4 separate regions of the Homo sapiens genome follow, and all the other regions are linked to region 1. The links are chromatin loops, found by intact Hi-C in ENCODE. Cell type or tissue: dorsolateral prefrontal cortex. All regions are shown on one strand. Region 1 overlaps LOC101928273 (a long non-coding RNA gene). Region 2 has its middle 48 kb from the start of NXPH2. Region 3 has its middle 130 kb from the start of SPOPL-DT. Region 4 has its middle 11 kb from the start of LINC01832.

Region 1 (8,000 bases):
TTTTTTACTCTTGGTGAAGATAACTGCAATGAGATTTATCACGTATGATTAAAAGTCAAGAAATGATTCCTGGTAACCTGCAGGGTCTGTTTTTTACTGATGGGTTACAGCTGGCCTAATTGGTTTGAGAAACCTAGCTTGATTACATGGACAAGGAGACACAAAAGGGTTGTTGAGAATTTCTCCTCCAAGCCCTCCTGAAAGCAAGATTCCTAGCACAGAATCATGGTGGTTCACACTGGAGACAGAATGCACACTCTGTGTCTGTGAATACTTGGAGCCCTGGGTAGCTTTCAACATTGGACGTCTTTCAGACTCCCAGTCCATGCCTGCACTCTCACTTGCTGCACCATATCCTTTGCCTTTAAATAAAAGCCCCATGTAAGTATGTTCTGTGGAATGTGGTGGTTCCTTTCAAATATCCAAACAGGAAGCTTTTCGGTATGTATACATTTCTATTGAGAATATACCTAAGAATGAACTTGCTATTTGCTGGTTCGTATATATATATATTTATATATTGATCTTTAGGCAAAATTTGCAAGTAAAATACACAAAAAAATTCTTGAGCCATTAGAGAATAAGTTACTGACCTGATTCCCAATTATCACCAAATATTTTGGGGTTTATTCTTTACAAACAGGATTTATCCTTCATGTTCACAACACAACTGTCAGCATTGGTTGTATTCCCACTAATACGCTGTTACTGTCTAATCCTCAGACCCTATTCAAGACCCTGGCACTCTACATTAAGTTACCCCTGTGTGTAGTTACCCTCTTCACTCTACTCTGGCTCCAACACCTCCTGCTTGGCCACCCTCATTCTTGGATGCCATCCTTGGGCTCCGACCTACTCCCTAGATTATCATCCATTTCACATAGATACTCTTCTCATCCTTCCTGGGCTAACCCCACATGGGCGCTCACCCCACCCTGCTCAGTCAGGCTCTGACAATCCAACCATGCTACATCACTGTGATGATGCCCTTTTCATCTTGCTTGCGTTTTGCCACCACTTCTACGTGGACTCCTTCTCCTGTTCTTTGGCTTCAATACCTGGCACCTTGGAGCCCTCTTAACAGATACCGCTTTCATTCTATTTAGACCAGAAAAATCCCACAATGACCTGCCTTTTCTACATGCAAATCCTTTTCATCCCATTCTGTGCCACTGCCTTACATGGGTGTTCTCTTCCCACTAGCCTGTTGGGTTTAGACACCAGGTGATGGATAATATGTCTATCTGGATGCTCCCTCACATTGCTTTGATTCTGACACCCCACATGGGTCACCTACCTGCATTGAAGCCCTCACTCAGTGTGGCTTCAATCCACATGAGGCAGCCTTCTTCTGTAGACAGAAGAATTGACCATTTTTCCCTATTCTAAAAATTTACCATTTCCCCAAAGAGCATGGGTTTCTTTCATGGAGAAATAGTGTTTGGATACAAAGGTCTAGAGGCCAGGTGTTCTAGGTTCTCTGACTTCACAAAGCTAAGAAATACACATGCATATACCAACCAAAGCATACCGTAAGGGTAAAATGGTGACTTGTTTGAGGTTGGAGCTCACTATCTCTCCATCCCCCTTCCTTAGAGTATTTCCTTGAAATCTTAATGGGTCCAAATAACAGGTTTGCCTTTTTGATTTTGCAATGGAATAATGGGGACTTTCTGACACTTGGAATTGTAAGCAAATGCCTCCAAAACTTACTTGGGAGTTTTCACTAGAGGACTATCTTAGGATGTAGCCCTTTGTCTCTTGAGGAGATGAGAAGTTATTCTTTCTTCTGCTTTGCTAAATGAATTATGTGAAAGTCTGTCTAGACTTTTTAGTCACTTTTGTAGTACCTACGTGCATAGAAATCTGACTATGTTCATGTAGTAATAAACTGTGTTCTCTTTTCTAGGTTGGTTCAGAGAGGTCTTTGTTAGTATTATTTTATTTCCAACAAATATACACCCTATATTTCTGTATTGTTACTTTCTAGAGATGGATGACTTTGGATGGTCAAATATTGATAGAAAGGCACTAGTGAAAAGTAATTCAGAAAAAACACATTTACAGATTTGGTGACAGGAAATAAAGAATTTTTTCATGTTGAGCTCCAATTATATCTGAAAGGTAGAAGGGAAGTCATTAATTGAGAGTATACATGGAATTGGAGGAGGAAGTTTTGAGAAAAGTGGAGGCTTATAAAATTAAAATAGTTGTTTCCAATAATGTGAAATAGAACTGATTAAAGAACAAAGCAGACATGATTGCCGAGGAGTCTCTCAGATGAGTTCACGTTGATCACTGTAGTCTATTGTTTCACAATAACTCATTCCAAAGCAAGCTGCATATTGGATTCACCTGGGATCTTTTAAGATATACTGATTCCTAGGTCCCACCTGCAGAGATTCTGTTGTAATCACTCAGGAATCTGACATCAGCATCCAGATTTCAAAAGTTCCCCAAGTGATTCTAAAGTGTCCTGAACACCAAGAACCATTGACTCAGATAGAATGTTCATCACTTTTACTGTTTTCCACAAAAACCTACCCATGTAAAGCACTTGTGAGGATAGAAAAGTTTATTGAAAATTAGAAATTGAGAGTTGAAATGGCAAACAAATTTAGTCAAATTAAATTCTGAGTTTTAAAATTTTCCTGTGGCCACCCCAAGAGTGTGGAACTTTCTCTGGGCCTTCACCCCATTGTCTCCAAACTCAAATCATTTCACTAACTCTTCTCCACCTCCCAGTCTCTGTTTTCTGCCTGCCTCTTCCTAGTCTACCTGACTCTGGGAACTATAGGTTGGTGCAAAAGTAACTGCAGTTTTTGCCATTAAAATTGATGTCAAAAGCCACAAATTACTTTTGCACCAACCTAATAAAACTTCTCACTCCATTACTCAGAGTGGTTCAGCTCTCACTGACAACCTGGTGTGCTCCATTTTCCTTTAGCATGGACTATAGCTATTCATCACTTTTGAGAATTTTTAAGAGGCAATATTCTTGCATGTGATCTGGTTTATAGAACCAGGATAAAAGGTCAATGCTGACTCCAGAGTTTTGCAGTCCCAGGAGCTCCTCAGAAATATGTGGCAGAGACAGACCTGCAGGATAAAGACAAGATATGCATTCTTTTCTCATTCACTCCATAGATAGCTAGTAACAGCCTACCATATCTTAGTTCAATGAAGGAAAAAAGATAGACAAATAGATACAGTAGAGTGTAGTCCATATAATGGTTTAGTATACACAGGAAGTATACAAGTACAGTAACATCTGGACAAGCTAGAGGTTGGGAGAAGAAGGGAATTGAGAGAGCATTGCAAGAAGTGAAGAACCCAGGGTTTGAGCTAGCCTCCTGAATCCACATGTATAGAGCTGTAGAATTGGAATACTACAAAGGATGTTAGAAATCATCTAATCTAATCACCCTTTGTTACAGATTATAAAATAGAAGTCTCATAGCCTAGGAGTTGAACTGAATTGCAGAAAGTCCCATAACAAGTCAGGGGCAGTGCCAGGATTAAATTGGCATCTGGGTTCATTGACGACTGGCCCAGTGATACTCCCTCAACAGGTGAATTTCTAAGGTTCTATGAGCACTACTACAGGAGGGAGTAGCCCAGCAATAGGGTCTCTGGTGGCAGTAGAGGCCTAAACCTACATGGCTTACACCTCTGTCTGCAAAGTGACTGACTCATTTCAGCCATATCTGTGCACTCTGCAGTACCTCTGCTCAGAAGGTACCACTGGGGGAAATGCTAGATAGATAATTTGACTTGAGCATAGAGTGGGAGGGAAGGGCACATACTGAAAATAGGGAGGAGAATGAGAAACCTGAATCAAGAACCAGCCTAACAAATATTATGCCTTTGAATTATAAAGCAGGCATATGGTCTGGCTTTAGAAAATTACAGGACAGCAAAGAAGAGCAAATAAGACTAGAAAATTGTGACTTTGGGACCTTGTGTCTGAAATAAATGGAGAGACACTTTGGGGAGTGGCAGGCAATGAAAACACATCTACCATCTGAGGAGGTGACTTAGAGAAATTCAAAACAGCATTTTTTTTAAGTCCAATTCAAATATAGTCAAGTGAGGGAGGGTAGATCATTCATTCGCAACTCACTGTGTTTAGTTTCTTAAAAGCTGGCCGAATTAAAAAAAAAAAAACATTTTTGAATGGGGCAGTTCTAGTGTCAGTTGTTCTCACTTTTCCTTTTTACTTACCCACTACTAAAAACTACCACAGAGACATTCTCTACATTCAGTTACTTAGATTTACTTTTCCCACTTTCCACATTTTTAATTATAGCCTAGGAAACTTCTTTGCTTGGAGAAAGACATTCTTATATTAAAACATAAAACTTTTCGCAAGCATCCGCTAAGTTCATCCAGAAAGCAATTTCTTCATTACACACCAGAGGTCAGTATTGGATTATTAATTTACACGAGCTGTTAATTTTTACTTTCCCAGTAATAAAAATGAGAAACAAAATACCAAAAATTGTTATTGTATTAGAGATTTGGTGTTAGTTCCTTAAGCAAGTATCATCTGTGCAGACATGCATAGATCATTAATGGCTTAAGAAAAATACAAAAGAAAAAGAAAAAAGCCATCACAATGAAGGTGGTCTTTGTTCTTCAGGAAGGTGGCCTTTGTTCTTTAGGAAGACATCCATGACTCATTCCAGGCACATTAATTATGCCGCTTTTACACAAAAGTTAGTTACTCTTATATGTGAGAATTGTTCACAACTAGCAGTATTAGTGGACATGCTGGCAGTGAATTGGAAAGATAATGATAGTTTTTAGAGTCTTATTCAAATCTGCATATCTACAATAGTGTAACAGTTTGGGATGGCCAAAGTTACAGATAATTTGGACAAATAAAATACGGGCCCAGCAGTAAAATAATGACTGTATCTCCAGAAGCTTTAAGATTAAATGGAAAGAAGAAAAGACTAAAGGCAGATCAAGCTATCATGCTGACTACAGACATATTAAAGGCTTTCCACAGAAAGAGAAAATAAATTAGTCTTGTTTTACTCTAGTCAAGAGGGTAGAATTATAGAACTGGAGATTGCAGCTGCATATAAGATAGAATTTTTTTTTTTTTTTTTTTTTTTTTTTTTTTGAGACGGAGTCTCGCTCTGTCACCCAGGCTGGAGTGCAGTGGTGCGATCTCGGCCCACTGAAACCTCCGCCTCCCAGGTTCACACCATTCTCCTGTCTCAGCCTCACAAGTAGCTGGGACTACAGGTGCCCGCCACCACTCCTGGCTAATTTTTGTGTTTTTTTTTTTTTTGTATTTTTAGTAGAGACGGGGTTTCATAAGATAGAATTTTTAAGACTCATAGCTATTCCAACATTTTTGCCTAGGGTGCTATAGGGAGTGCCAACATCTAGTATCAGAACAAACTAGATGAATGCCAAAAGCTCTTCTATTCTAAGGTTATATGAGAAGGTGATTATGATGCCAAAGAGTAAATATTCCACAAATTCCAAACCTCCTTCCAGGCATATATATTCGGGTGGCACCTGCTTTAAGAAGTCTCCCTTAATCTGCCAGAATACAGTTTGCTCGTGCTTCTAATACTATGACCATATATTGTCTTTTGTCATCTTTTGAACCATATTGTACATTTATGTATTATTTAGCTTTGTGTTGTTATGTCTTATCTAAAACCAAGATTCTTCTTTTAGGAATACATGTTATTTTATCCTCTATGACACCTAGAACAATACGATGGAATTAGTAGATACTCAGATAATATTTGCAGTCTGAACCTATTTCCTTATCTATAATGTAATGAATAAAAACACCCACTTTACCTGCCTCACTGAGCTGTTTTGAAGATCAAATGAAATAATGTGCCTGAAAGCACTTTGAAAAGTATAAAGTATTATACAAATGTAAGGCATTATTATTTCAGAGGGGGGTTCTCTCAGTTATAACCTCCATGTCAGCTTGAACATAACAGCAATAAAGGAACATTTTTTAAAACTTAATCTGAAAAGAAACTTGTCCCTTCTGGGCACAAATTATAAAACTCCCCAAAAAATGTTTGTATGTATTTTTGTTTGTTTCTAAATAGTATAATGAGCTGTGGTCTTTCAGGGAAAATGTTGTTCTGATAGAAGTAATTCACAATGTAGAAAATTGCCCTTGTGTACTTTCAGGAAAGAATTGCAAACAAATGAGCTATTTTGTCTTCTCAAGCAAAGGGACTTCCCAAGCATGGGTAGCAGCTGTTCAAGTCCATCTGGTCAAGAATTCACTAAGATCATAATATGAAAGTTGCTCAAATGCAGATTTGCACGACAGCCTGCAAATGCTCCTTTTGAGACGAAATGGTTTCTCAGGCCAATAATCTGCATGTTTAAAAGTCTTTAAATACAAGTTTATGGAATAATTCATAACAGCTTTAAGGAACTATCATGGTACACTGGGAAAGTGTTCCATATTGCAGGATAGATTTCTTCTGTTGGCTGGTGAGCATTTGTTTATAGTCTGCCTTGACTGTATCACAATTTTATAAGTAGTTCTTTTATTTTTTAAAAAGCAACATTTTGGGACAAAATATTGTGAACAAATAAGGAATATGACTATATTTGTGAAACCCCTTGTTAATTTCCAAGTGATATTTTAAACCTTGAATAAGACATGTATGCTCATAAATAAGGAGGGAAAAGAAATAATTAACTCAATGTTCATAAGAGCTTCTCAGAAAATAAGAAAATAAGAAAGAGATAAGTGATAGAATTATAATCTGCATTCTACCCTAATAGTATCTTTGCATCACTTCTTAAGCTTTGTTTAGTATTTTAACATGCCGTTTCTTATTACATGTGAAGAATGCTGTGAGGTAGCATGTCAATGTTTTGCAGATGAATAAACTGATGTTAAAAGAGGTTAAGTGACTGATTTTGTACTTCCATTATCTCGAAAGCGCAACTAAAACTGCACTTAGGATTGCCACTCCTGTCTGGGGCCATGGCTTTGGTCCTATTTTCTGCAAGCCTCTGGATGACCTCTGTCCACCCACTGCCTTTGAGTGCTCTCCTCACCTTGGCCTTCCTCCCTGGTTTTAGTCCAACACCTGTCACCGCTCTTCAGAATCCTCATGAAACTTCAGGAAAATTGACTGGGTAGGGCTTGTTTCAGAATTATCCTCCAGAATTCTAGGGCTGATTTAGAATTCAGAGAAAGAAACAAAAGCGCTTATCAAAGTATCTGTTCTAGAGGTAAGCTCAGAGGCACCATGGCAATCCCCACATTTCCCTAGGATATCTTCAGAAATACCTGATATTGCCATCTCAGGCCCAGATATCATCCATCAGCTGAAGGCCATGGGCAACATTCACATCTTCAGAGTAAAGACTGTTTTAGAAGTCCGTGGGCAATCACCAGTCACACAGGGAGTTCCAGGGACCAGCCAGTTGTTCCTTTCATGAGTTAGGAGGCAGTAAGGACATCACAGTGATCATTTCCACTGAAAACGCAAATGTAATCCACTCTGCTACTCAGCAGTTAATGCTGACTTTTGAAAATTATAAAGCAATTATCACCATGGTCTCCTTCTAGGTTTATCAGTGCAGTCAGCTCAGAAAACTTTCATTCCTTCAGTATATCCAGCTACAGCTAATCAGAAAGGGAACAATGAAAACAGGCTGACATTTGATTCAGAGGTTCTGGAAAGAAAGTGGACCTGGCAACAAAGTGACTGCACTTAGAATCCCCCAACCTAATGTATTCAGGGTCCAGAGTAGACCATCTGGGGCTACAGGGGAGAGAAGCCAGTTTCAGAGGCTATTATAAGCAGCTCTGATTAACATCTTAGGACCACAAGACAAATTATCATTGGTATTTGGAGGCAAAAGGTCTTGGATGCTCTGGGCCTGGGTGAATATCTGGGTCTAACACAATTCTCAGAAAGGCCCTCTGGGTCCATTCCCGATGTGTTAACAAAATGCCTGAAACACAGTGGGGTTTGAACAAATGA
Region 2 (8,000 bases), 920 kb after region 1:
TCTGCAAGCATCAATGCAAGGATACAAAGAATATGAAGAATCAGGGAAATATAACCCTACCCCCCAAAACTCCAAAACAATAGCACAATGAATAAAACTCAAGTAATAAACCTAGACAAAAAGGAGAATTATAAAATGACTGGCAAAGAATTCAGAATAATCCCCTTTAAAACTCCTGGGAAATTACAAATATAGATAGAAGATTAAATTTGAAAAACAATTCATGAACAAAATGAGAAGTTTGACAAAAAAAGAAACATTAAATAAAGAAAGCCCAGAAACAGACTATAATAACTGAACTAGTTATAGACTATAATAACTGAACTAGTTAATAAGAAACCTTCATATAATAAAATTTTCTGAAAAAGAGAGAGAAAAAAACTAGTAAGCTTAAAGAAATAATGGCTAAAAATTTCCCAAATCTGGGAAAAGACAATAACATCCAGGTACAGGAAACTCAGAGGTTGCCAATCAAATAGAGTTAACAGGAAAAATTAAAGTTTAATAAATTTAATTAGAAAAAAATTGGAAAAAACAAAGATGTAAAACCATATTCATGGTTGTTTAAGAGTGTGTTGTACAAAATGATTAACATAGAGAATCACTATTGTACTCCTATCTTTTGGTCATTCTGCAATATAATTAAACAAAAGGTCACGAGGAAAAGAACGATTCCATATACTAGACATGTTTACTTTGAATGAACAGCATGTATACCAACATTTAGGTTTTTAATGTGATGAATAATCTTGTTTGTTAATTTATTTAATCCAAGGATAGGATTAATAGCATTGCTATTTTCAGGGAATAATGTACAGTAGACTGTTGATGGGAGTGGAAGTAGGGATTTTAAAGCGCTTATTTCATTTCCATTCCCACTTTCCACTTCACTTATCCATAGGGCAGCTTTGCTGTTGCCTGCATCTTGGTGTAGTTAGAAACATGGGCTCCCGAACCAGTCTTTCTGTGGGTTCACATCTTCGTTCACTATTTACTAAATATCATGCATTGGGCAAGTTATTTAGATGATCTGTATCTCATTTTCTTTGTGAACGAAATGGGGTTGATAAATCTCTATAGAGTTGTTGTGAGGGTTAAACACTTATGGAAAGTGTTTCATAAGTACTCCCAAATTGTTAGCAACCATTTACCAGAGACCAAAGGTAGGAAACAGTGTTTGACAGCATCAGAGAAAAAGATGGACAGGAACAACAAGCTGTTTGTTATAAAGCTCCTCTAGTATGGTGAGCTTTATTAACCAACTGCCGTGGCGGTGCAAGCAAGGGGAAAGCCTTCCTCCCTCCAGCCTTCCCGTGCACTTGCTGGCCCATACAAGAACGCTGCTGAGGTCAACTGTCCCTCAGGAAAGGGCAGTGCTGGGGCCTGGGAGTGCCTGCAGACCCTGGACCATCTTCAGACCCCTTTCTAGCTCCATTTTACTGCATTCACCAAGAAAACTTCTGGTTTTACTTTCCTTTCCCTAAGAATTTTATTGATTGATTGATTGTAGAAATGGGATCTTGCTATTGTTGCCCAGGCTGATCTTGAACTCCTGGGCTGAAGCCACTCCCCTGCCTCCACTTCCCAAAGTGCTAGGATTGCAGGCATGAGCCACTGCACCTGGCCCATCTAGGACATTTAAAAATATTATTTGTTCCTTGCTGAGCCTTAAACACTATAGATCCGTTTTTTTTTTTTTTCAGGACTTTTCATCTTCTGTTCAGATTGCCATTGCATTCCCAGACATGGGTGCTAAGAGTCTAACTTTGGATCTCTGACAAGTGGTGAGCTTCTCATTTTCTCTTGCAGCCCAGCTGAGCCCTCTCCATACTGGCCATATGCCTGCTCCCTTCCTGCTCTCCTGGGCCTCTAGCTAGTCTCTACCTGTCTGATCTGAGCCCTAAACTCCCCCGTCTGGTCTCTCTTCCTGACTCCCTATATGTATGCATGTTTCCAGAACCTTTCCTCTCCTGGTAAGTGACAGTAGAGAACCATTCAGCTAAATATAGATTTTCCATGTCTGCTGGATAAGATAGAAAATTAAATTTGAAAAACAATTCATGAACAAAATGTTTCTTAATAAATAACAGCTAAAATTTGTTGAGGAGAGAAAGCAGACTAAATATCTTCTAGTCTTATAAGTTAATTCTTATCATCAGAACTATGTGACAGTGCAGTAATCAAGGCTTAGCGAGCTTGAGCAATTTGTACAAAGTTAAACAGTTAATGGTGTGGAGTGGATTCAAGCCCTCTTTGGTGGCTGCAAAACCCACCGTCAGGTCACCAAGTTCTGCTGCCTCAGCTAATCACTTGATACCTGGTGAGATGTTCTTATCTTCCTTTGATCCCCACCACAGCCCTATAAAGGAAGCTGAGAAGGGCCTATTATTGCTATTTTACAAGCGAGAAAATTGAGGGCCAAAAAAGACGGCATCAGAGAAGGGGAAGGAAGTGGCCTCCAGACCTCCTAGCAATGAGACTCCAGGGCTCTTGCTACTTCAAGGAAAATTGATGAGATTCCACCCCCAAAGTGTGGTAAGGGGGTGAAGCTCTGTCTCCTGTGCTGACTGGTCAGCCAACTTTGTGATGGCTGGAAGCCCTGCATCCTACCATCTGTTAGGTATGTTTAATATCGCTACTGGTAACAAATTGATCTGTGGGAAGTGTTTAAGCCTAAGCTCTTCCCCCAAGCACTTCCCCCAGATTTAGTTTATTTAAATCTAGTTTCTTTCCCCTACTAACCAGTAAAGAGTATTCGAATTTGTAAGTTTCCAGCGTTTACAGCTTTCCAAATGAACCAGCCAGCATGAAAGAAGTATGTTTTCCTTTTATTTGCTATTTGTAATATTATAGTTTTCACTCTCAGCGCCCATTGGCAGATGCACAGGAATGTTTAGAGATGTATTTATCACTTGGGTTGGACTTGGCTTACACACCCAGCTCAACTCCTGTATCAGGGACTCACCACTCTTTATCACTGTTCACTATGCTCATCAGAAATGAAGCGGCATGTTGACTGGAACAGTAGCTCTATGCTGCCATCTTCTGGAATTCTAGAGAAGATGCTTTTCCTGTGTAGTTACTAGAAAATACTTTTAAGTAGAATTTAAGAGACCTAGACAAACAGAAAAAAACTCAAAACATGATAGATGCTTGTACACTGAAGAAGGAAGCCAGAGAAGATTATTTCAAAACCAAAATGACTGTAAATAAAAGTAATGAAGTTATGCTATGTTTTCATTTTCTTTTCAACATTTACTATACTTGCTGTTAAAAATTTTGGATTGAAATCAAATACCTGCTGTAGTATCGAATCAGACAGGGGTTGAGCATTATCTCCTGAAGATGTGCAATTTTCTTCTTGGCTAAAGCCAATTTATAACTAAGAAAGGCAATAGGGAACAATTCTCCCAGGATTCCATAGACAAAGATCACAGGAAAAGGGAACTTCTGAGATAAAATGGCATTTGTAATCCCCAAGAATGGCTCCAAAAAGACTGTGCTTGCTATAAATCAAGATTTATTTTATCTCTTGAATCTACAGAGATTTCAGAACAAAGGACTTAAAAATATTTTCCAAATCCAAAACGCCAAAAGTGTTAAGCATTTTGGGGATCCTTGTGTTTTTAGGCTCAAACCTCAAATAACTGAAAAGCAATGTAGCCAGAATTTCAATTTTTAAATATATTTGAAATGGTATCAAATTATAAAAAGTTAAACATTCAGAAATCTTGCTATAAAAGTAATTGTAACTGCTATTTCTCTTCCTTGGCTTTAGGTTAAATGTCAGCTCCCCAAGGAAGCCTTCTCCAACTGCTGGCAGACGCCAAGCTCCCTGCTTTACTTCACTTGTTGCTCTCTGCCTTTATAACATTGAACACAGCTGTCCGTGATTAAATATTTATTTGTGTAATATTTAGTCAATTCCTCCCCTTCTCTCCTCAAACATATCTGTTCTCCATGTCTGGCAGAGAAGAGATATTCAATAATTATTTGCTTAATGAATTAATGGCCTTTTGGTGTATGTCCTGGGGTCAGTATTTCTCAGCTTCAATCCCTCGTAACTTCCTCATCCACAACTACTGACAATTCGAGTATCTGTGCCAAATCCAAATTGTCTAATTTAGTTATATTCAGCATACTCCTAATGGAGCCCAGATGGAAAGTGGGCTCTTTCAAGTTCAAAGAATTCTGATCATAAGGGTTGAAGTATCAGGGTTTCTCAGATAAACAAAAGTCCAAAGAACTAAAGCATCCCATTCTCCAAGTAATTTGGTTTTCAATGTCATTAAGCAGACACTATTCCCTCTGATCAATACCATAATATCTCAGCCTCAGTTGACAAATCAGCGTTAGGTTGCTGTCAGATTCCACTAAGAACTATGTGCACCTTCACTTGTCTAAGGTGCCACTGGGTCCATCCATCCATCATAAGGAATCTTTGCCATTTAAGGAGTGATGTCGAGGCCGAGGCGGGTGGATCACCTGAGGTCAGGAGTTCGAGGCCGGTCTAGCCAACATGGTGAAACCCCGTCTCTACTAAAAATAGAAAACATTAGCCGGGCGTGGTGGTGCGCCTGTAATCTCAGCTACTCTGGAGGCTGAGGTAGGAGAATAGCTTGAACCCAGGAGGCAGAGGTTGCAGTGAGCCGAGATCTCACCATTGCACTCCAGCCTGGGCACAACAGCAAAACTCTGTCTCAAAAAAAAAAAAAAAAAAAGAAAAAGAAAAAGAAAAAAAGAAGTGATGTCATTTGAAGCAGCATTCAGAGTCCCTCTGAAAATCCACTTTTCACTGAAAAGACACAATTCCATATGTTAAAACCAGTGCAATTACCCATCATTTTCAGTGTGATAACCTGCTAATGCTTCATCCCGCTACTGGAGCCCGGTCTTATTAGTTAGGGCAGGGGGCCCTCTGCTGGGGACATGCCCAGGTCACTGCTTCAAGGCTGATGATCAGGCTGAGTCTGTGTGTCACTCTCACTCAGCTTCTGCAAGCACTGCCACTGGAGAACTGAGAGGACATCAATTGTGGTTGTAGAGCAATGTTTACCTTTGCTTCTGAATAGCATGGTGTGGGCATTTGAAACCTCATGTAAAATAGGTCCAGAAACTCTCAGACTGTTTAAAAGTGCATTCTTGTATTTGTCTGGTTTCCCATTTGATTTTCAGGTTTTACTGAAGTGAGCTGGTTGGGTTGCTTTCTGACTCTCTGGCAGGAAAAACAAAATGAAGTTGCTCTCTAAATAAACTTTTCTACTTATACAGCCATCGCTTTTTGACCTGTCAAGTCCCCTACAGGTAACACACTTGAGCCTATTGATGTGGTGCTATTCTCTAAGTTTCCAAAGCTTAAAGAACACCAGATAGCTAGGACCACGTTAAAGTCTGAAGTTAAGAAGTGGTTAGGCTATGATTTTGTGAATTTGCACTGAAAACATTGCCTAAGAGAAGAAAAAGAACTAAGAGTGCAGGCAGAGCAGAATAGTGTTTCATAGCGTTTGTGCGTGTTCACTCATTTTGGTTTTGTTTTGTTTTGCTTTTCTGAGGAATGAAATAATCCCATTTGTAAAAAATGTTACAAGGTCATTGTTTACTAAATCTTAGTTTACCAGATAGTTGTTTCTCCAATGCAGTTTAGATTATTGGAGTGTGGTCTCCCATTGCTGTCTTCTTTTCCAATATTGTAGCAAGGGCTAGCAATTCCCTCATTAGGACCTGTACGTTTATGTTTTTCCTGCTCAGTGGACAACCAAAGACAACTATCAAATTGAACTGCTTTACTTACTCCTGTAATAGACAGTTGGGCTTTTATAAGCATTGTTTGAGGTGCTTGTTCCTGGAAACTCTGCTACTGAAAATCCTGTTATTATCCAAGTCTGATATGATCAAGATAGCAAATGCCTGGCCAAGAACACAGACAGGTTGGCCTAGTTCAAGGAACATTAGATGGGAGGAACTTAGGCCTAGAACAGTCCGTTGATGTGAGATAAAAAGCATATCTGACATTAGGTAAAAGAAAAAAACCTTCTTTAAATTATGATTAATGCAAAATGAGCTATAATATGGATGTCATAATGAATCACTAGCAGGAAAAATTTTAATGCCAATGAAACTCACTGCAGTGGATCATATAAGTGCAGTGTATGGGATGTGTCAGGGGTGTGCAATGCGCAAGGGAGAAGGTACTCTGAACCTTGATTTCTAGATTTAGTTAGATAGAAACAGCCCTAGGCTGTTTTATGTGCCAGGCTTTGTACTAAGACTTTTAAATGTGTAAGTTCCTATAATCTTTACTACAACTGCATAACATGGGCATTATTATACTCCTTTTAAGAATGACAGAAAATGAAGACAGTTTAGTTATGTTTCTTGCCCCATAACACATAATCATTAAGGATTAGATGTGGAATTCAAATTTAATTATCATTATTATTTTGTTTTAACTCCAAAGCCTACTTACTTTCTATTAATTTACCCTCTCTTCTTGAACTCTGGTTGAAGGAAGCATGCAGTCTATATCCGTGGTTTTTGTTCAACATATTTGGGTAAATACACATTTCCCACTTTTATGTTCGTTAGAGATCTAGAGATTGAGTTTAGGTTTGTTATTTTCCCTTGTTTATTAAGTACAGTTACATGCTGTTCCACAGTGTTTTAGTCATTGATGGACCACATACAACAGTGGTCCCATAGGGTTATAATGAAGCTGAAAAATTTCTATTGCATATATGAAGCAATGCATTACTCACATGTTGGTGGTGATTGCTCACGTGTTTGTGGTGATGCTGGTGTAAACAAACCTACTGCATTGCCACTCATATAAAATTATAGTACATGCAATTATGTACAGTACATACTACTTGATAATGACAATGAATGACTGTGCTACTGTTTTACATATTTATTATACTATACTTTTAATTGTTATTTTACAATGTACTCCTTCTACCTATAAAAAATGTTTACTGTAGAGCAGTATGCCCGGTTACACCAGCAGAAGCCCATACATCTTGTGTTTACTACATTTGTTGATTGCATAATTTTCTCTTCTACTTGATGTGAGCATTACTTCAAAAGAATCAAAAAGATAAAACAATTAAAAAGTGCATAAAGTAAAAAACTTACAGGGAACTAAGATTAATTTGTTATTGAAGAAAGAAATTTAAAAACGGTAAGCCTGGTGCAACTTGTGTGCACTATTTATAAAGTCCTCAGTAGTATACAGTAATATTCTAGGCATTTACATTCACTCAGTACTTACTTACTGACTCACCCAGAGGAACTTCCAGCTCTGCAAGCTCCATCCATAATAAAGGTCATGCAGGTATACCATTTAAAAAAATCTTTTGTACTGCATTTTTACTGATCTTTTCTATGTTTAGATAAGTTTAGACACACAAATCCTTACCATTGTGTTACAATTGACTACAGTAATTGTACAGTAACATGCTGTACAGGTTTGTAGCCTAGGAGCAATTTAGCCTACATGTGTGTTAGGCTATACCATCTAGGTTTGTGTATGTACACTCCATGATGTTCACACAATGACAAAGTCACCTAATGATGCAGTTCTCAGAATGTATCTCCATCATTAAGCAATGTGTGACTGTGTACCAATTTTTTTTTTTCTAGAATGAAAATACTTTAACCTGGGATTCTAGTTAGATTAAGAAAGTCTGCTTTTTCTTTAAATATTGTAGATGACAGGTTGATTGTTTTGGACATCATACCATATATTTAGGATATATAATGAGACAAGTGGTATACTAATAGCAAAGAGAAACAAAAAAAGTGGCAAGTTACTTCTAAACTCTAGGCCTCAGTTTCCCCACTTGAAAAAATAAATCTGTTGGGCCAGATCATTACTAGCTCTTCTAACTATAAATATCATTATTTAAATAGAACTTTTTCTTTTTCTTTCCTTCCTCTCAACTTTCCACCTACCCTCCCTCCTTCCTTCCTTCTTTCCCTAAATTAGTCATATTAAAATACTT
Region 3 (8,000 bases), 460 kb after region 1:
AGTTAATATTTATTAAACACTTACTATTTCCCAGGCACTGCTCTAAGCACTGAATCTGTATTAACTCATTTAATCCTCAATAAGTATTTGTAAGATAGGCATGACAATTATTTCTACTTAATGCATCAGGAAAAAGAGGCACAGAGGATTTTGTAACTTGCCTAGGTCACAATGCTAGATAAGTGGAATGTGGATTGGAATGGAGGAAATCACACTTCAGAGTCTGTGCCTTTGTCCATATGGTCATCACAGTTTGTTCAGATGGTCTGCCTTAGACTCTTGAATGTATTTTATATCACCTGCATACCTGGGTACCCTTTTTAATTCCCATTCTTATATTTTGGGTATTTCCTATCATATCATTTTTGTAGCCTGAGTGCATACAGGAGCTGATTGCTCCTCCTTTTTTTTCTTCCTTGGCTCAGTCTTCTTCTTTATATGACTAAAAGTAAACTAATGCTCATTGCATATGCCCAGATATTTGCAGCACTTGGTTCCACAAGCTGACAATAGGAGAAGAGTGGGCCAAATCTGAGCTGACTATGTACTGAACTAACATTGCCTAACAGAGACTACCCAGGGCACCCACAAGTAACAAAACTATTTTTAATATTTACTTCTCCTTTCTTCCTGTTGGCCTTCTATAATATGAAGTACCACCCAAGATAAACTATTCTCTTTCTGAAAATTGTGAGGCCAGTTATCTGCTTTTGCTCACTGTATTGGGTAAGTTGCACTATATATGAAAATAGTTCAAATATCAAAAATAAATTTTTTTATTATTATTATAAGTTTTAGGGTACATGTGCACAACGTGCAGGTTTGTTACATATGTATACATGTGCCATGTTGGTGTGCTGCACCCATTAACTCGTCATTTAGCATTAGGTATATCTCCAAATGCTATCCCTCTCCCCTCCCCCCACCCCACAACAGTCCCCAGTGTGTGATGTTCCCCTTCCTGTGTCCATATGTTCTCATTGTTCAATTCCCACCTATGAGTGAGAACATGCAGTGTTTAGTTTTTTGTCCTTGTGATAGTTTGCTGAGAAAGATGGTTTCCAGCTTCATCCATGTCCCTACAAAGGACATGAACTCATCCTTTTTTATGGCTGCATAGTATTCCATGGTATATATGTGCCACATTTTCTTAATCCAGTCTATCATTGTTGGACATTTGGGTTGGTTCTAAGTCTTTGCTATTGTGAATAGTGCCGCAATAAACATACGTGTGCATGTGTCTTTATAGCAGCATGATTTATAATCCTTTGGGTATATACCCAGTAATGGGATGGCTGGGTCAAATGGTATTTCTAGTTCTAGATCCCTGAGGAATTGCCACACTGACTTCCACAATGGTTGAACTAGTTTACAGTCCCACCAACAGTGTATAAGTGTTAGACCTAAAACCATAAAAACCCTAGAAGAAAACCTAGGCAATACCATTCAGGACATAGGCATGGGCAAGGACTTCATGTCTAAAACACCAAAAGCAATGGCAACAAAAGCCAAAATTGACAAATGGGATCTAATTAAACTATAAATTCTTAAATACTCCTTCCTCCAAGAGTTTAATTTTCCATCACTTAAATAAACCTAGTGACTCACTTATTAACACACTTCTAAGAAACAGACTCTATGGAAAAGAAAAAATAGTAAACTTACATGAAGAAACCTGGAAGTTACCATCTCACCCACGTGACCAACGTTAATATCACCAGTAATTAAAAATACTGATATCATGTATCCCCTCAGAGGATGCAATAAAGGACATATTACCCATGTGGCATTTTCCTCCCAAAATCTACACCCTTAGTCTAAATATGAGAAAGCTCCAGACAGATCCAAACTGAGGACCATTCTACAAACACCTGACCAGTATTCTGCAAAAATATCAAGGTCTTGAAAAACAAGAAAAGACTGAGGAACTACCACAGATTAAGAAGACAATGGAGACACAATGACTAATTACAATGTAGTATATTGGATTGAATCCTTGAACAACAACAAAAATTACATTAGTAGAAAAACAGGAAATTTGAAGTAAACAATAATTTAGATAATATTATTGACAAATGTTAATTTCTTAATGTCCATGTTACTATGTGTATGTAATATGTTAACTTTAGGGGAAGCAAGATGAAATATATATGGGAAATCTTCATACAATCTTTGCAACTCTTTTGTAAACTTAAAATTATTTCAAAATTAAAAGTTAAAAAATCTCAACATAGGGTTAAGTATGTGCCATAAGGAAAACATGAGATGTTCTGGCAGAAGACTTTACTTGAGGAATTTCCTGGGAGATGGTAATATCTGAGATGGTCAAGGTTTTGGAGATGGGAGTGCAGAAAGAGCATTTCTTCAGCATTTTCATTCTACTGACAAACACATCTCTTTTCTCTCCCATCTGTTCTGTCCTCCTTCTTGCTTTCTTCAGTCTCCTTCCCAGTTATGTTGCAGATCAGAGAATTCTGTCTTCCTTGTACTGAGTTTATGCCACCAGGTTAAAAAATCACTAAAGATTTCTGGGAAGAGGTAAACCTCAAAAGAATGTACATATCTGCATCACTGACTTCTCAGACCACTTTACATTACGAAGATGAAATTTTGACAACAGACTTACTGTGATAACTCTGAAGGTCATTGGCTATGATATTATTTCTGATAATGTACATATATGTGGCAATGCCATTTCTTTTTAGGTAGGAGACAAAAATCTCTCTGGTGAGATTTTTTTTCAAATAATGAAAGTTTTATATCTTGAACATGTATTCCTGGAAAACTAAGGATCTACTTTTGGATGTAAATTCTCAAGAGAGCATGGAGGATTGACTTCACCAAAAAAAAGTAACTTTTTAAATCCAGTGTTCCCACTCAATGTTCATTTATTATTCATTTAATTGTTCATTCAACATTCTTCGAGAACTTGTTGTATGACAGATCAGGAGATACAAATGTGATTATCTTGACCATCCCTGAAGCTGTTAGTCCAGTGAAGTTCAAAGATATAGTTCAGAATCCAGATAATTTACTGATCTACCTGTCTTCTATAATGGCCCATTAAAAGGATTATTGTAAATTATCTTATGTGATTGTACAATCCATGCCAATTTTTAAAATATTTAATTGTTGGAAGTAGAATGCAGAAGTGATAGGGTCAAAGGCTATGTCTTATCTTGAGTAAAACTGAAATCACCATATCTAACCTAAAACCAGAACAGATGTATTTTGTTCTATTCCCAAATCAAATTTTAATAACCTCAGATGCTTCATTTGTGTTTGATACATTTTGAGTTCTTGTCCATCCCTGGTAAGAGTAATATGGTTGTTGAAAGATCTAGGCACCTATTTATGGCTCTAAAAGGCATCATAATATCCATTTACTTTACTTTTTTAATATCCTAAAGTTTATCTACAAAGTTGAATGAATTCAAAGTTAATTTGGATAACTTTTTTTCTGATCCAAAATTTAGTTCTGAATATTAGGTGAGTTGCCTAATCTGACAAATTCAAAGAAATTTTGAGCACAGATATACATGACATATTATCCTAGACATTCTATCAGACCCACTAGTAAAATTTCTTGGATCATTTCTCCTTAATATATGAAATCTTCTGAATAGTATAACCCTGTACTTCCTTCAACTAAGACTTGTCTAATGATCTCATCAAGGAAACTCTTGCCTAGACTCTTGCTTTATATTTAGATCTATTTCCACTGGCAAACCTTCTTGATTTTTCAAACATGGGTACTTAATAGTTTTAAATTATTTTCCACTAACTGAAAAAAAATAACGTTTAAAAGAGATTATTGTGTATTACTAAAGAAATATGTTCATTTTCTAAGAATCTATTTGCAAGCAGATATTTTTTATTTTAAAAAGACAAATTGTACACACCAGATACAGTGACTATAAAGCTCACTGATTTGTAATTAGTGACCTACATATGCAATTTACCATCTCTGAGACCTTAAACCTGTCCTAGGTGTAATTAAATGAGTAATGTATGTAGAAGCACCATAACTTTCAAGCGTCATATAAAATGATAATTTTGTATTATTAATACACATATTATTAGCATTCATTCATTCAACAAACATTTTATTTAGAACTCTTATTTAGAAACTAGGCATTATTTTCTTCAAGTGGCTTTTCCTAACCTTTTCCTGCCTACCTCCCCAGACTAACTCTGGTTCATCTTTATAATGCCATAATTTAGCTCATGATCTGAAACATAGCAAGAACTCAAAAAAAATTTATTAAATAATTTCAGGCATTCTTAGCCTTCTACTCTCTTCTACTTCTGACAGTATTTTCTAAATTAGGTTGTGTTAAAGTTACCTGATAACTCCCAGTTTCATTCCATATGACCTGTAGTCTTGAGCATTTTCATTTTGAATCAGTTTAAACTTGGCAGCATTATTAAGGTAATTAATGCGCATTCATACTTTGAGTTTTATATCTTCATTTAAACTCCATCTCTTTTTAAAAATTTAATTATGAAAGGCCCACCATATGTTTAAAAGCCATTATGATTGTTTAGATAGGGAGAGACTGGTGCTCCCTCTGCTGGCTCTGAAGAGAAAAAAGATAACTGGAAAACCATTGCAGAATTAGACTGACATTCTGGCCAAGGCTTGCCACCCAAAGGATGATTTTAGAACTCTGAGATGCTTTACTGAATTGACTATATAACCTGAACTACACTAAAATACCACACTAACACCTATGCTTGTCAGACATGAAAGAAATTATAGAAAGTGGTATCTTAAATTCAAGGTTAGAAAAGCTTTTTATTGAAAATAAATCTATATTCTAAAAGCCCTGATTTGATTATTATACAATTTATGTATGTAACAAAATTGTACTTGTACCCTAAACATTTCAATAAATAAAAAATAAATAAACCAAGAAGAATAAAACAGTAAAAAGCATAAAATAAAACTTGACAGCTGGTATTAAAATAATAGGTGTATAAAATAACAATGATAATTTTTTCTAGGTGTGAGTAGTTGTTAACTTTGCAACTCCAACATATTATGTGTGTAGAGTATTTTACAGTTGTGACATAGATTAATGAGTATTATGCCAATTGATCCACAAAAATAAATGCTTACAGTTAATAGGCCAATAATATTTCACCGTTGTTCCCTCCATTTGAAAGAGAGGAATGTCACCAAGGATGTATAGCTCTTCTACAGGACCAGCAAAATAATCCCATGACCACTTCAGATATTAATGATAGCTAAACTCTAATGAATGCTTACTATGGCTAGACACTGTAACAAGGAGTTTATAAGCAATGCCTTCTTTAATTCTCGTAACAGCCCTATAAAGGAGGCATGATTATCATTCCCATTTTATAGATAAGGAAATTAAGCCACAGTCACTTTCCAGCCCAAAATTCAGGATGACACCCCAATATCCAAGGTAAATCATGTGAAAACTCACAGAAGCCAACTCAAACACAGGTGATAAGTTGCATGGAAATCGCACACAATGTGGAGTACCATGAAATATTGACATACCGAAGTCTATTTTATCGACTAGAAACAAAATTTTTAGTGGTGAATATTACAAAAAATATATATATATATATATATGAGTACCAACCAAGGTATATTTGTATTGCATATGTTTAAATATAAAAGTAATATATACATAGACTCTAGATTTGAAGGAGGATCTTAGGTCCCAGAATGTCTTCAGCTCTAATAAACATGGACACCTTATGCCTTGCAAAATTATTATTCACTTATTAAATTTAACAAAAGCTAAAAATTCTTCAGATTATGTTTCAACTCTTTTCAAATCAGTCCTGGAAGTCTCCCCATCTCCTTTTACACGATAAAAATTGGCATGAATTAAAATCTTTTGAACCCTCCCCTAACCATTGGGTACAAGCTTTGTATTTAGGCTCAACATGTTTTCTCTTTAGGTCTTCAAACAGACTTTGCTGAAATCTTGGCTTTTCAAATGACTTGAAATATCATGAGCCATGACAGTAAAAATTTACTTGGTAACAGAAACAACATGAGACTGAAATCAAAGACCTCTTACTGATCTTAATTTTGGGCCACATCATCCACTTTGCTTTGTAGGATTTATCCACAAACTCCTGAGTTTCTGTAGGAAATGCTAAATTTCTTTAACATCTCTAAAATGATACAGATCTCCACATTCTCAGAATACACAGAAATTTTCAGAAAAGGATATTTTACAAAGTTAAAACTATCTACAATGAACCCAATTACCTTATGAGGTGGTGAAAGGGCTTCATTAGCTGTCCAGATTGCCATTTTTGTGCTCACTGCTTATCTAGCTGCATACACCGAGTAAACAATCAGCAGCAGTTACCAAACTATTAAAATAATAGCAAATTATGAGGCAAAAACTTCACATTCAGAAAATTCCACTCATAAACTTAATATTTTCTGAGCTTTTGAGAAGATACCAACGTGGTTAAATTTTTTAGCAATACCCCAGTATTCTAGGGGAGGCTCATTTGAGAACCACGTCTTATGGGATTCAGTCTTTGATCCTCCACCATCATGTTTCCTTCCATTGTTTCCCCAAAATAGAATCCACAGGAATTGTCATCACAAAAAAAAAAAAATGCCATGTTGAATTGCTTTTAATTTTATTTTATATTTGAAGGAAATTGAATTAAATCAAGCACCAGTGGATTGGCTCAGAGAGGGCAAAGCATGGGAGAAAAAGGCACTGGTTGCCATACAGTTGGCTGAGAAGGAACCAGCTGAACCTTAAAGGATTGGTGGAGGTTGAGTGTGGCCTGCTGTGACAGTGTAGAATCCCTGGCAGCCCCAGACATGGGAGGAGCTGCTGCTTACCCCCAGGCTCATCTCCAGGCACCTCCATGAGGTACTCATAAAAAAGATGGGGGCACAGTGGGTAACTGGGGAGAGTCCCTCTTAGATGATACAGGCCAGGAGAAGGGGAAGAGCAGCCACTATGGGGAAAGCATGAACCCCAGCCACCCTGCCCAGATCATCCTCTCAGAAAGAACAAAAGCCTTGAGCCTCTGTAACAGAGGCAGAAAACCTTGTCACTCCCAGGCACAGGTTAAAAACCTATTGTTGATGACGGAATAAAAAAGAAAAATTATCTATCCCTGGAGGAGGGCCAGGAAACAGTCTTGGGCCCAGCCTCAGGATCTTATATTCATGCCATTAGAAGTGAGCTGTCACCACTGGGGAAGGCCAAGAAACTCTCTCCTATACCAGGACATCAGAGAATGCCCTCCTTCCCCTTCTGCTACCACCCCACAACCATACCACCAACATACTATTATCATACAATACAGCAATTTCATTCCTATGTATTTACCCAAGTTAAAGGGCTAAGTGCCCACAAAACATGTACACAAATGTTTATAGCAGCATTATTTATAATTGCTAAAAAGAACCTAAATGGCAACAACCTAAACTTCCATAAACTGGTGAATGGATGACAAACTGTGTTTTGGCCATTTGGTGGAATACTATTCACCAGTAAAAAGAAATGAACTATTGTTTCACGCATTAACGTGGAGGAATCTCAAGTGCTTTATGTTAAGCGAAAGAAGGCAGATACTAAAGATGATATGATATATGCTTCTCTTCTTAAAATATTCTAGAAAGGCAAAACTATAATGACAAAGACTTCAATGGTTGCCTGGAGGTGGAAGAGAAGGAAATTGACTACAAAGAGGCACAAAATAACTTTTGGAGGGGATGTGAATGTTTTATATTTTAATTCTAGCAGTGGTTACATGCCTATATACACTTTTCAAGTCCATAAACAAGGTGAATTTTATTTTATTTATTTATTCTGAGACAAGGTTTCACTCTGTTGTCCAGGCTGGAGTTCAGTGCCATGATCATGGTTCACTGCAGCTTGACCTCCTGGGCTTAAGCTATCTTCCCACCTCAGCCACCTAAGTATCTAGGACTACAGGCACACATCACCATGCCTGGCTAAGTTTTTAAATTTTTT
Region 4 (8,000 bases), 180 kb after region 1:
TTCTAAGGAGTGTTAAGTTTAAGAACTGGCCCCTGCTTCAAGAGATGACATCATTCCTCTCCCTTCAGTCTGAGTCCTTTTTTCAAACATCAACACTGGCTCCAACACTGCAGCAGCTGCCAGCAAACACCTCCCTGTGTTCTTCAGAGAGGAGAGCATCTGGAGAGTTCTTTACATTCTACTTGTCCTGCCTTTATGACCCAACACAATGTCTTTGTCAGCCTCATTAAAGAATTATAAGGTTAATTTTACTTCCCCCCAAATACATAACCTCTTTCCAAAATGGAGTGTCAGTTGATAAGCAAAGGCTGCCTGGCTAAGGAAAAAATGGAGAGAGGGTGTTTGTTGTATGCGTGTGTAGTGAAGGATCAAATCAGAGACTAAAAGTCAAGCAAAGCTACTGTGCAGGCATCACATTCATGAAGAAGCTTAAACTTAGAACTTTGACATAATTTTTAAATCACTTTGTATAAACTCACAGAAGTACACTGTCAAAATTGAAAGATGGCCATCATTTCTCTTGTGTCTCATACTGGATCACACTGCCTGTAGTGTATTGTGAATTATTTAAAAAATTAAAATTTACCTCATAGACAACATAATTGTATTGCAGTGGGTTTTCATAAAGGTGTTTAATCTGTTAGTCTATTAAATTCTTGGGGCCCATTTTTGCAATTATTCACTGTAATTGACCAGGATCCTCAATATATTGACTTGCCCTGTCCACTCTGAGGGGCTCTGGGGAGATACTTAGGATGCTCTATGTGTAAGGGCCCAACATTAGGCCCCAGATGGATACAATTCAACCTATGCTAATAACTTCCCCCATAAAACTAAACTCCATGAAGCATTCAAGGCACTTCCTAATTTTGTGTCTTGTTTAATTCTCTTCAAAAGTCAACAAACATTCCCCAAATTCTCACTGTTGCCAGACCGTGTATTAATGCTGAGGAAACAAAAATGAAAATGACAGACTGTATTCTCAAAATGCTCACAGACTGCCAGGGAAAAAGACTTGACCAATAGGCACAATTTATTATAATAAATACCGTAAGGGTAGTATGTACACAATACAGAAATTCACTTTAATTAGGGAAGAGAAAGCTTGCTGAAAAAGACATGCCCCAAGTAATGGTTCTGGCACATTGCCATTACACTTTGCAGCACAGGGACAGTTCTGGCAGAAGCCAAGGTGTCTGAAATCAGAGCTATTGCAAGGAGCCACAACAAGTAGCTGGGTTTTGCTGCAGGCTAAAGGGAGTGAAGGGGGAGTGGGAGCAGATGAGCCCACCTCTGCCTCATGGGTTTCTTAAATCTCTAAACTGCTCATTCACTCCAACACCTATTCCACATTTGTTGACAGCTTTATGGCCAAGAAAATCCAGGATACTGAACACAGGGACTTGTTAAGCTCCACCCTGCAGGTCTGCCGGGGCACCCAGAAGCTGGCACCCAGGCTACTCAACAGCCTGGAGGCTGACACCAAGCTCCGAGTTCTCCTGCCTGGAAGGTGTAGAAGACCGAAAAATATTAAAAAAAAAAAAAAAAAAAAAGTTCTGCGTTAGTGCAAACAGATCCGTATATCAGCAGAGAGTTATCAAGGTTAATGAGAAAAATTATCTCATCGGAACAACCCCCAGTTGGAGGCACCGGCGCCGAGCTGCAGCCTCTCTAATCTGGGAGAGCTGGGTCTCCCGTGCAAAGCGATCCATCAAAGTCACTTGCTGGCCTTCCCGCCTTCCCCAGGAACATGGCCCCCTTCCTCTGGCTGGGAAGGAAAGCAGGCAGCAGTGAGGGGAAGGGTCCCTGCAGTGGGCAGCAGAGCACAAGGGGACACCAGGTACACAGAGAAGCAGAAAAGGAAACAGGGGCCGTGCCCCAAACCTCCTGGCTGTGAAGAAGCCAAGAACTGAGGATGCCCAAGCAGGTGCCAGAGGAAGGAGAAAAATGTGTGCCTTACACACACACACCCGCACTCTACAGCACACCACACATACACACAACATGGGCATATACTGTACACTCACCCACCCACCTGTGCGCACACACACACACCCGCACTCTACAGCACACCACACATACACACAACATGGGCATATACTGTACACTCACCCACCCACCTGTGCACACACACACACACACACTCTATAGCACACCACACATACACACAACATGGGTATATACTGTACACTCACCCACCTACCTGCGCGCACACACACACACTCTATAGCACACCACCCATATACACAACATGGGTATATACTGTACACCCACACAAAGGTGCACACAGTACACACATATGCACACACAGTCATGCTCTGCGTCCTGCTGTCATTTGTTTTTAATCTCTCGTCCTTTACGGAAAGTAACTCTTTAGCCAGACACATTTTCATAAACACTTGTCCTTATGGTTCCTTTAGCAAGAGCATGGAATCTCCACCTGCTGCCCATCCTGCGGGAAGAGATTTTTTTTGTTTGGTGGTGTTGGTTTAGTTTTGCTTTGTTCTGGGGAAGGCAGGAGGCAATAAACAAGTAGAGGGGAAGTCACAGCTTTTGCAGAACCATCCAACATGCGGCACAGTGTGCCAGACCCGGGGCTGTTCAAGGTTCCCACCTCCCTCATCGCCCACCTAGGTTCGCGTCCTTGCATTACCTCCTTCTGGGAACTGCAAGCCTATCACCGGCAGGGGCCATGCCCCCGACCCCGACCCCGACCCCTTCTAGCCATGCCTCCCAGATTCCAAGCCTCTTCCACTCATTCTCAAGCCCCACCTCCTGGAGGAAGCTTTTAGCCTTCAATGATCTTCCCCCACTGGGGCGTCCTGTATTTAAGTTAGAGTAACTTCACGACTCTCCAGTAAAACACAGTTTAGCCAGTGATTTATATTGACTTAGATTCTCACTAGATTTCAAGCACGTCAGTCTTGACGTGTTGAGCCAGTTTGTAAGCGACTGCAGGGCGTAATCAGCTTTCCAACGCATTCTGGCATGCTCCTTCAATTCCTGGTGGAATGGGGAGGCAGGTTGGGATTCTAATCCTAAAGCACGGCCAATAGATTTTATTATACATACATACATATGTATATATATACATACATACATACATACAGCGGCTTCATTTAAGAAGCTACCTGTTTTTCTAAATATTCTGTTTCCAAGCATTTGCTAAGAACTTTTGAAGATGGTTTAGACTTACAAATTGTTCTGCAAGCACAGAATATAGTTGTCGTAATCTTCAGTGGTGAAGCCATTAGGAATGGGAGACAGAAGAAAAGTCTAGAAGGGATGATCCTTATACCTGAAGCTGAGAGATAAACATTCTCTTCAAAGTTTCTAGGTGACTTGGTAAAATTAAACAACTCCTAGAATTCCTAGGCAAATTAGCTGTCCAGTATGATCAAAGCATAGTGCAATTCATCCATTCTTCAGGTATTTATGGATTGCTTGTTATCTATGTTTTGGACTCTAGGCACTGGACATATAACGCTGAACAAGATAATTATGGGACTTGAACTCTAGAATTGCAAATGCTGATCAACACTATGAAGGGACTGCAGCATTGAGATGACAAGGGGGAGGTAAGTGGGGAATGGGGAAGGTGTGGTGAGAATTGATTTAGACAGAGTGACTGAAGAAGGTGAGGACATTCAAATTAAGACCTAAAGAACAAGAAGCAGGCTGACCTCAGAGAGTAGAGAAAGGCAGTTTGTCAAGTGGAAGAGTTGTTTTATTCAGATCTGTAGCCACTTGTTATTTAGGGCAGCTGCCCAAACAATGAGAATCCTGGGTCATGATTATAACAGCGAACTAGCATTTTTTGTTCATCTACAAAATGCCATCCTTAGAATATCACTCCAGGCAAGCTTATCACAAATGAGGAAATGGAGACTCCTAGAGGTAAAGGGAGGGAGTGTAGATTCAGCCTGAGCCTAAAGGCCTCTAGATGTGTGTTTCTTGCTCCTTGCTAATCATACATAGGTAAGTGAGCATGGCTCAGGGCCACCTAACTCCAGACTCTGAAAAACTGTTCAATGGGTATGTCTTACTGATGCCATGTCTGCAAATCAGATCTTAAACACATCACAACTATTCTACTTGTAAAAATCAGAGATATACATAAAGTAACTTTAGGAGTAGGAAAGGGTCAAAGAATTAAGCAAATAATCCAAGAAGTCCAGAATGGCTGCCTTGGAGCTTACTGCTATGTATCATGTATTAATGTTTACTGGAACCTGTCTTGATAGACAATAGACAGTCATTACTGGTTCTTGTCTTTTCTTCCTTCATTCCACAGACATTTTTTGAGAACATGTTATATGCCAGACACCATGGTAGGAGCTCAGGATACAGATAAATACCATGTTGACATCCTAGAATTTACCAATATTATTTTGTTGAACAGAGGAGACACATAAGAAAGGGTGAGATAGAAGTCACCGAAGGATTCTGTAGGGCATCCAGTGCAGCCTGGGAGGAGGAAGTGTTAGAGAGAGTGTCAGTGAAGGCTCCTTGGAGCAGGTGATGTCTGAGCTGAATCTCTGAAGCATCAGTACGAATTAGTTAGGTGAAAGCTAGAGGTGATGAGGATAGTCCAGAAAGAAATAGCACTGAACATCATGGCAATTGCTAGGTGGCCAATACGACTGCCCCTACAGTGTGGGGCATGAGGATAAACACAACAGCTGCAGTTTCAAACCTAACCAAAGACCAGGCCATGAAAAGCTTTCTGTCCTGCCGTAACAAGTTTGAGCTGTACTGAGGACTAAGGAAAATCACTGCAACTAGATAAGCATTGTTTTTACAGTACTCCCTCTGACAACTGTGTGAAGAATGAATTCGAGGGAGGCCAGGTTAGAGGCAGGATGGGGATGAGGTGCCTGCTGTGTGCCAGGCACTGTCCTAGCTACAGAACTCTCACTATGAACAAGACCAAGATGGAGTGAACCAGGTACTTGGAGAGATAAAGTTTCCCTGACAGATCGCCTTTGATCTGCATGACCAGGAATGGGCTCTCTGTGCTGCCCAGCAATCAGGCTGCATGGCCATTCACTCCTCCACCTTCCAGATATTTATCACCCCTCTTCTTCCCTCAAACTGCCTCTTCCTCCCCAACCTCATACTTAGTGGTTGACCTTGCTTCCTACTTTACTGAGGAAATGGAAGCAACCAGAGGGAACCTCCACAGACCCTCAACACCACATCTACCACTTTCAGAGCCTGCATGTCCTGGACCCCCTACCAGACATCAGCAGTGAGCTTCCTGTGCACCTGCTAAAAGCATCTCTCCACGTGGGCACTAGATGCCATTCCCTCTCGCCTGCTCCAAGCAATTCTCCCTGCCTCTTGCAAGACATTTTTCTTTTCCCATGGATTATTCCCATCAGCATACACATATGCTCTCATTCTTCCCATCCTAAAAATCTTTCTCTTGACTCGTTTTTCCCACCAGCTACTGTCATGTTTTTCTGTTCTCTTTGTTGGACATCTCACAAGAGTTGTCCATACTCACTGCCCCAATTTTTCTTCTCCCATTTATTTTTGTAAACCTACTTTCATCATGCTTTAGGCCCCTCTGTTCCACAGAAGTTATTCATCTAAATCCAACGGACAATTCTTAGTCCTCATGTTAAGTGACCTATTTATTATCAACATAATACAGTTGCATAAATCCTCTTCTTAAATATCTTTGCTTGATCTTGGTTCCAAGGCACATATTTTCTTTAGCTATGTTTGCTTTATCTATCTATGCTTTTCTCTATCTCACTGGTCATTTCTTTTTCTGTTTTTGAGAGAATTTCAGATTTTTTCCACGACTCTCTATGTTAGAAAGCCTTAGGGTACCACTCTTGATTCTCTTCTCTCTCTACAGTTGTAACATCTATATGTCAACACCTCAAATATGTATGTGTATATATATATATACACACACACATATATATATGAATAAAAATCTCACCCATTCCTTCAAATTCCAGCCTCACATATGCAACTGCTTCCTTAATGCCGCCTCCGCTAGAACATCTAATAGAAACCTCAAACTTCACATGTCCAAAACTGAACTCCTGGTCTTACCTTACAAAACCTGCTCTATTGGCAGCCTTGTCCATCTCCAGGGATAGCAACTTCACTGCTTCTAGTTGTTCAGACCAAAACTCTTGGGGACTACCTTAGCTTACCTCTGTCTTATATGTCCCACATTCAATCCTTAAGCAAATCTTATTCTACTGTCATGAGGTAGCTAAACTTCTTCTACTTCTGGCCGCCTTCACTGCTGCTACTTGACCAGAGAGCCATCATCACCTATTTCAAAAACCTCCTGACAGGTCTCTCTGCTTTCATTCTTACTCCCTAAAAATCTGTACTCAGTAATAGAACAATCCTCTTGAAACATGAATATCACTCTTTGCTTAAAAAAAAAATCCTCAGTAACAGCAAAGGTACCTGAAATACCTACCTTGCCTTTCCCTTCACCTTTTAAACCTCAATCTACTTTCTCTCCTTTGCTCACTCTGCTTCTGCCATTCTGGCCTTCTTACTGGTTGGTGGGTCTTCAAACTCTTCAGGTATACTTTCTCCTTAGGTTCTTTCTATTGAGCATTTCTGTTTTTCTTCCAAATTTCTCCTCTCTATATTCCCCCACCTCATATAAGTCTTTGCCCAAATGTCACCTTTTTTTGGAAAGGCCTAGTTTGAGCATCCTATCTTAAATGGTAACCCCTGACCCCACCAACTGTCGTGGTGCTCCTTACCCTGTTCTATTCCATAGCACTTGCCACATTTTAATTTACAATATAATAAGGTATTCGCTTATTATATTTTATGTTTGTTATTGCTCTCTGCCAACGAGTATATAGGCTCCTCAAGAGGAGAGAGTAGAGATCCTCAAGAACACATTTGGTTCCCCTGTGTGTCTCATCTACCTAAAACAGAGTCTGCCTACAACAGCATTTAATGAATATTTGCTGACTGAACGAATTTCAGGTAACAAGTCTTAAGAAGAAACTGAAGAACGTGGGCCAAATACAGGACAGTGTCAATGCAGAAAAGGGACAAGATATAAGAAATTTAAAAAGGTAAAAAAGGTAAAATTAAAATACCTCTTTGAGTGGATTCAGTGACAGAAGACAGGAGTAAAGGGTCATTCCTGGGAAGTGTGTCTGCTTAAGCCTAGATAAGCAGGCAGGTAACACAGTTTAAGGAAGATGTGGGGAAAACAGCTTAGATGAGATCAAGAACTTCTTCTACATCAGTGTTTGGGGTGCAGCAAGGATGGGAGGCTGCAAAGATAATTTGGTAAGTGTTAAGACCAGAGTGGCTAGGAAAAAAAAAAAAAACTTTAAGGAGACCCTTAGGAAGGCATCTGTTTTCTGTGACAAAGGAAGAAATGCATTGAAAGGCAATCATTGGGTGTGAAGCAGAATGCTGAGCAGAGAGAGGTCTTGAGGAAATTAATGTAGGCATGGGGAAAGATAAGATGCTGATGGGAAAGTTCAGGCTTATGTACAGCGTCAGGCGCTCAGCAGAGGATGAAGGTCCTGTATTAGTGATAATTCCTGGGGCGCCTTTCAATGGCAGGCTGGGAGAGAAGCAGAGAAAGCAAATAGCTGAGCTCTTCCAGCATCAGATTTCTGTAAGGAGAGGACTTCAGAAGGCTAAGGGGCAAAAGAGGTGAAAAGGAGTGGGATGTTTGAATGTGGGTCATGATATATTGGTTGAATAGGAAAGAACTGATCCTAAACTTTCTAAATTTATTTTTCCTCTTCTTCTTGTAGTCAGTTAAACTTTAGCATACAAAAAGCAGTTAGCAAAATACAACAAAGGCACAACAGGGAGCCTGGCTTATTTTTTCTGTAGGTATTCAAATTTACCTATCTCAAAATACATAACTAAAAAGCACTTTAGATGTTTTCTTAACACTGAACTGTGAATAGTTATAAAACATCATAAATATTCGTTTACATTGCAATCTGCTCACAGAAAAGAGATGAATTTAGTTGCAA

The links. A loop is a pair of places that touch in the nucleus more often than their neighbours do. Peaks named below come from ENCODE experiments on the same cell type or tissue, not always from the same donor. Only the 100,000 strongest peaks of a DNase experiment are listed, where the experiment ranks them.
Region 2: a loop joins it to region 1, with 2.9 times the contacts of the local background. A loop is called at or near these places in 84 of 110 quality-filtered maps.
Region 3: it touches region 1 in a loop (7-fold over the local background); 30 of 110 quality-filtered maps call a loop at or near these places.
Region 4: a loop joins it to region 1, with 4 times the contacts of the local background. A loop is called at or near these places in 21 of 110 quality-filtered maps.

Annotation. Positions count from the first base shown.
Region 1 is chr2:137,906,319-137,914,318 of GRCh38, forward strand. The region is part of intron 2 of LOC101928273 (a long non-coding RNA gene); the gene reads right to left. Among named protein-coding and RNA genes, the nearest start is that of HNMT, 54 kb to the right of the region's middle. In dorsolateral prefrontal cortex, CTCF peaks have their summits at 4,421 (motif pointing right) and 4,624; no DNase peak of the experiment used is centred here.
Region 2 is chr2:138,824,598-138,832,597 of GRCh38, forward strand. No RefSeq gene overlaps it. Among named protein-coding and RNA genes, the nearest start is that of NXPH2, 48 kb to the left of the region's middle. In dorsolateral prefrontal cortex, CTCF peaks have their summits at 3,046 (motif pointing left), 3,264 and 4,904 (motif pointing left); a DNase peak (open chromatin) is centred at 4,914.
Region 3 is chr2:138,369,577-138,377,576 of GRCh38, forward strand. No RefSeq gene overlaps it. Among named protein-coding and RNA genes, the nearest start is that of SPOPL-DT, 130 kb to the right of the region's middle. In dorsolateral prefrontal cortex, CTCF peaks have their summits at 4,569 (motif pointing left) and 4,769; no DNase peak of the experiment used is centred here.
Region 4 is chr2:138,086,673-138,094,672 of GRCh38, forward strand. No RefSeq gene overlaps it. Among named protein-coding and RNA genes, the nearest start is that of LINC01832, 11 kb to the right of the region's middle. In dorsolateral prefrontal cortex, a CTCF peak has its summit at 3,898; a DNase peak (open chromatin) is centred at 110.